Regions from separate parts of the Homo sapiens genome. Here region 2 is linked to region 1. A link is a loop called in an ENCODE intact Hi-C map of the cell type or tissue named here. Cell type or tissue: endothelial cell of umbilical vein. All regions are shown on one strand. Each heading gives the region's core, and the rest is flanking DNA. Links, peaks and the distances in the headings are about the cores only. Region 1 holds the start of LEKR1 (leucine, glutamate and lysine rich 1). Region 2 overlaps TIPARP (TCDD inducible poly(ADP-ribose) polymerase).

Region 1 (2,919 bases), core at 124-2,623:
TTCCTGGTGTCATTAATTAGTAGTTATCAATAAGCAGTTTGGTGTACCGATACTGCTCTGCGTCATTTAATCACTTCTCTAAATCTATAGGTTCAATTAATTTTCTTTGTATTTACTTAATCTTATTTTATTCAATAGCAAACCAGTCTCTTTGCCTGCTACAGAGCCATCGATGTTTTCTTTGGTTCTTGGAAGAACTGTACTTCGACCTTATATAATCCTCAGAAAGGCAAGATCTGGACTACGAATGAGTCACCTGCTAATTACACCAATGGCTGCTCCTGCCTTGACCAGTCACAGAGTATCACCCTATCTCGGTATGCTGCTCTGCTTGTCGCGTAGTAGGTCTATAAATACTTGTTTTATGAATGAATGTATGAACAAAGGGAAGTTAGTCACGTGTAAGGGTGGGTAGCCTGCGATAAATAAAGTGTAGACTAGGAGGTCTCAAAATACTTTTTGAACTAAGCCCTTAATCTTCACTACTTTGGACTAGAATGGAAATGTCACCAACGCCTTCCCAATTAATTTGTCCTGGCTGTAATGACTGAAACCAGAACTTCCCTTTACACCCATGACCTCTACAGGCATCTCTTTTTCCTCTGCTCAAGAACAGTAACTGCTCACTGCTGTGTCTACCACATAGGCCCCAGAGCAAGGGGTGATAGGTAGGGCTATAGGCTCCCGACTCCCGACTCCCGGCAGTGCCTCTCTCCAACCCCCCACGAGGCTGGGACAGCTCCCTCCATCTCAGCAGTCGCTACCAAGCACCCGACCCACTCTCGCCCACCTCATCCCTCGATCCCCTTCCCTCCCTCTCACAGCATTCCGCGTAAGACTAGCCCAGCCTTCCGAGCCCCACCACCAGTTTTCCCACTTCCGCCCGGCGCGTGAGACCCTGGGCGGTGCAGGGGAGCGTTGACGACAGACGTGGGCCGTGACGTCGCCGCGCCCTGACGTCCAGCCGACTGGCGGCGCGGTCGCCCGGGAGACCGGGAAAGCCGTTTCACACCCGTCCTAGTCGAAGTCGAGGTGAGGGACGATGGCTTTCCTCAGCCTGGGATGACCCGGTCCTCCAAATGCAGTTCCGGAGTGGAGGCGTGCTCGCACCCGGGGAGAGAGCCAGAAAGCTGAGCCGCGGCGCCCCAGCGAGAGCACGAGGCCCCGGGTCTGGACTCCGCCACCACGCTCCTCTGCGGCCCCTTCCTGGTGTCTGCCAGCCCGCGGGGCCCAGGCGCGGTCCGCCTTCCTCCCAGCCCCGGGGAACGCGCGGCTCTGCTTCCTCACCCCCGCACCCTCCTCCTCCTCCTCTTCCGGCCACTGCAGGTCCAGGGGGAACGGGGTTAGAAAGGGACAGATTTGAAAGCCATTCCAGCAGTTTTGTCTGGCCTTGCGGTTGGTTTCTGTGTGGAAGAGCCTGCCGCTTCAGGAAAGTCTTAGGATGTGAACTCCCGCCTTCACCTGCCCCTGACCTGCTCGTTGTGGGTGATTCACGCCATGGGAATGGTTCTTTACGTAAGGGCTTGAAAGCTGAACGTGAGTTAATGGCCTGACGTGACACTAGTGTGAGAAACGGAATTGGAAACGAACAAGGACGTGTCTGCATTTTAAAAAATGTCTTTTCGGTGATCTTGTTAGAGAGGAGGTTCACAAACACCCACGTAGCTGCAGCCACTTATCACTGCACCTCTTGCCAAAGTGCGGTCCACATACGTGCAATGAGAAAGGATTAAAGGGACTTGTTTGATAACACACGCAAAACTATGTAAGACTAAATTTAAAAAATTACAGATTTTCCCTGTTGCCAAAAGGGAAAGACCCTTCTTTTTTCTTGAGAAACTTAGTATTTGTGAATGCTTCCTCTATTTAATATGTATGCAAATGTTTTTAAAGACCTAGGAATGCTTTTCTTGAGGACCTGGAAGCCATTTCTTTAAAATGTAAACATCAAGGAAGATAGGGCCCCAGTCTCCTTGTCACTTTGGGAGTTTAACCTAGGTGCGTTATTCCTAATTGTAAACACCTGTTTCGTTATGGAGCTGTGCATTACTTAGGAGGAAAGCCGTTAGCTAACACAGGTGGTTACCCCAATTACCAGATGAATTAAAGAGGAAATATAAAAGAATGTATAGAACACTATGTTAAGCCCTCTTACATGAGGACACGTTACCAGTTTCCTTGAGAATGTGTAATGGATTGTGTCTCCTTGGCTGTATAAAAGAGGGATTTCCTTCTCTCTTTGTAACCTCATTAGCAGATTAGCCGTGATGTGCATCAAAGTCTAGTTGAATGCCTAATAAAATTGTTGTCTTTCTGCATTGTGGAGCATTTTCTGGGTTGGCAGGACTTTTAATTTTTAGTTTCCCCCCGATAATCAGAACCTGCCAATTCCTCCCCTTCTTATGCTAAGGCCATAAAGTTGGAATAGATTCACAGACAATGAAGGCACTACACAAAAACTGTTCTACTGGTGCTTTGTTTATACTGTCATTTAGATCCGTGCTCTCAGATAACTTTATGGGTGAAATTTTAAAAGGATGTTTAGATGGTAATTTTTTGGAAAATTCTCCCAATAGAGTTGAAGTTACTATTTCATTTTACTGATGGCAAATCCACCATTAAATGACAGAAATGAGAATAATGAGCCTTCTGGGCTCTTGCCACATGATTATGACAATCTGCCAAACATCAGATTATGTTTGGGCTTATGTTGACATGGTTAATGGTACCTCCATTGCAGACCTCAGTTAACTTTACCACACATGTCATATTATGTTTTATGTGGGAAGACATAAAGCTCATTAGTTTTTGGTTTTAAACAGCAACTCACTGAAATGAGTCTTTGTGCTAACACAGGGAACAAGGAATCTTCTCTTCCACTAGTGGTTGCACCATTTACAAAGATAATGCCACTATAGG
Region 2 (2,919 bases), core at 200-2,699, 130 kb before region 1:
TTCTTATAGTGGGATGTGTGGTGGTGAGATGTGGAAAAACAGAATTGTTAATATTTCAGCGGTTCAAGTTCATTCTTCCCTTAATAGCAAAAATCAGCAGTCTGTTCACAAGGTTTTGTTTTCTTCTGGTTCATGATAGGGCTGTATCTTAGATAAAACAATACTGATGGATTTAGCCATCTGATACAAATAGCAAGATATAAATCCTACTGTACAGTGGCTATTACCCATACTCTTTTTTGGCTGTCCCTCAGTAGAGATGCCTTTAGACCAGATGGGGTTTTCATCCACAAGGATTATTGCACCTTGCTTTTACAGAGACACCCCCAATCTCTAGCACTGTCTCTCTTGCTCAGTTTCCAACATCCTGTATTTACTGCTTTGACTCTAACTTCATCTGCTCAATACTGTAAATTCCTAACCTTATATCTTAAGGCTCTGACACCCTGGACTTAAACGTCCACAGTTTGTTGCCTGAAGTCTCTCACATTGCTTGTTTTACCCCCTTATAGGAATTTACAGGTTCCCATTTCCTCATCTCTCAGATACCCCTGTTTAGAAGGTCTCCTTTTCCAACTAGTACCAATCCTGTCTCCACCCGTCTTTCAAGAAGCAAAGTGCTTGGAGACCTCTTTTTCCTTGTTCTTACAGCTCTTTACTTACAGTGATATTTCCTGTTATTTAAACTGCTTCTAAGATTCTTCTTCTTGCAGAAAGCTATCTTGGATTGATAAAGTAAAACCTCTTAATTTTCCTGACCTTTATCCATTACTGGATGCCAATAACCACCTCCTCTCCCATATTGCTGCATGTTTATTCTTTGTCTCTTATTTCCTGAATGTACTTGCCACTGGTGAATTTAGATAGGCAGATGTACTGCTTCTTTGGCTTACATTTTGTTAGTTATTCCTTTCTTAACGCCCCTGGAAGACAGGGACTACATCTGTTTAATTCTTCGTGTATTGCCCAGTAGAGCCCACCATCACGATTATCATACATAGATGACTCATAATTGCTTTCTGATAATAGGAAGCAATAGTTTGATAAAGAAGAATGTGGTGGCTGTTGAACATTTGGCACCCATATTGCACACATTTATGCTGATGCAGATTGTGGAGAAAAAAACCTCTTGGCTTTAGATTTTTAAAGCATTCCCTGTTTAAGGGAGAGCAGGTGGTAAAATTAATCTTACAAAAAGATAATTTAATGTTTTTCAAATTTATGATTTTTGTCTCTGTCAAGTTTAGAAAAAGCATATTGAAAATCAAATAGAGCTAAAACAGTACTTTGATACATCAATCCAAAGAACAGTTGATTGTAGTAAATTAGGATTTGTCGTAGAAACTTCATAATGCCCAAAGGACTGACATGCACAGAGAATGTAGCAAAAGCTGCAGTTGTAGATGTCTTTCTCATGCAAATCATTATCTATGAAGTCTCAGTAATACAGGCTTAAACAGAAATTGCTAGAGTGATGTCCAGAATAAAATCTGACACTAAACAGCAAAAAGCATTGGCTGTTTATATTATAATGCATGTTAACATAATGACTGCTGTTCTAAGAACTCCTTAAAGGAAATACTGAGGATTTGTGACTCATAATTGGGAACAGTTGCTGGGCGATAAGCTTAAAGGGGGAAAAATATGTTTAGAAACTTGAAACAATCTTAACAGGGAGAAAGTTTTTTATCTCACTTCCCAATCATAACATCAGATTCTCCTAAAGTTAATGAAAATTGCTTAAGGCAACTTGATATGAAGTTTAATTTAGGCATAGGAGTTCCAGTTTACAGGACTTTTTTTGTTTTTTTGTTTTGTCGTGTTTGTTTCACTTTTTAGGATTTCCCAGAAACATTTTTCTATTTGAATTAAATATTCCTACTTACCATAAATCATTTTAAAACAGTGGCCAAATATTATTTTAAACTACATTATATTATCTTATTTCATACTTAATTAATATTATATGTTGTTTTTGAGACCATATCCAACTAGTTAGTACTCTTACTAAGCAAGAAGTTTGGGGTTTATTGGCAAGATCTTTAGGAATTTTAAAGGAGTATACTGCTTTTTTGTAAGTTCCATACTTTTTGGCTTCATCAGTTGGTTATATGGTTGTTTTTTCAGTGTAGAACCTGATTCATAAATTGTGAACATTGGGATAGAGGATGGCAAATATTTGTATAATCTGTTTTTCAAATATTTGTCTGCAGAATCTTTTGTGCACAGAATACCTGTTAATAGTTTTTGAAACAAGTATTCTAAGAGCAGATTTTGGAAAATGTGCTAGCTAGCAAAACCCGTAGATCAAATTTTTTTTTTTAGACAGTTTCACTCTTTTTGCCTAGGCTGGAGTGCAGTGGTGCAACCACAGATCAAATTTAATATCCTTTTCAAAATCCTAATTTACAGCAAGGAAATAAGTTAATTATTGGGAAAATCTGTCTCAACACCTAGACTTCACATGTACCAGTCTTTCTGAATGCCTGTAGATCTAGAGTATTTCCTGTGTTGTAGACATCCATTTAGAAATCTGTGGTACACTATGCTACAATATCTGTGCTGTTATCATATATTTAATTTTTTATATTTTCTTATAGTAACTTTCAAACATACACAAAAAAGAAAAGAGAGAAGAGTATAATGACCATTATGCCAGTTATTTGAAATAATGGTTCAAATGTTTCAAACTCTAGGTGAAGTTCCATAAAAGAGGAAACACAAATGTTTTTATTGGACTACCTTTTATAAATTATTAAATGAGTCTGATTCATATAGTGGGACTTCCCTCCAACAGTATGGAGACATTTGTAAAGGAATGATTCAGCAGCAGTCGACCAGATAATAAGATGACCAAAATATTCTCAAAGCTAAACCTCATAATAATCCAAACTTTTTTTTTCTTCATGTTTTGCCAAC

What was found. A loop is a pair of places that touch in the nucleus more often than their neighbours do. Peaks named below come from ENCODE experiments on the same cell type or tissue, not always from the same donor. Only the 100,000 strongest peaks of a DNase experiment are listed, where the experiment ranks them.
Region 2: it touches region 1 in a loop (5-fold over the local background); 17 of 110 quality-filtered maps call a loop at or near these places.

What each region holds. Positions count from the first base shown.
Region 1 is chr3:156,825,345-156,828,263 of GRCh38, forward strand. LEKR1 (leucine, glutamate and lysine rich 1) reads left to right here and starts at 1,009. Exons shown (of 13, transcript NM_001004316.3): 1 at 1,009-1,032. RefSeq lists an enhancer at 1,482-1,541 and a silencer at 1,856-2,150. In endothelial cell of umbilical vein, for the core only: no CTCF peak of the experiment used is centred there; DNase peaks (open chromatin) are centred at 937, 1,207 and 1,487; H3K4me3 peaks cover 1,305 bases; H3K27ac peaks cover 2,336 bases.
Region 2 is chr3:156,690,543-156,693,461 of GRCh38, forward strand. All of the region lies in intron 2 of TIPARP (TCDD inducible poly(ADP-ribose) polymerase), which reads left to right. Among named protein-coding and RNA genes, the nearest start is that of TIPARP-AS1, 16 kb to the left of the region's middle. In endothelial cell of umbilical vein, for the core only: no CTCF peak of the experiment used is centred there; DNase peaks (open chromatin) are centred at 769 and 1,609; H3K27ac peaks cover 2,500 bases.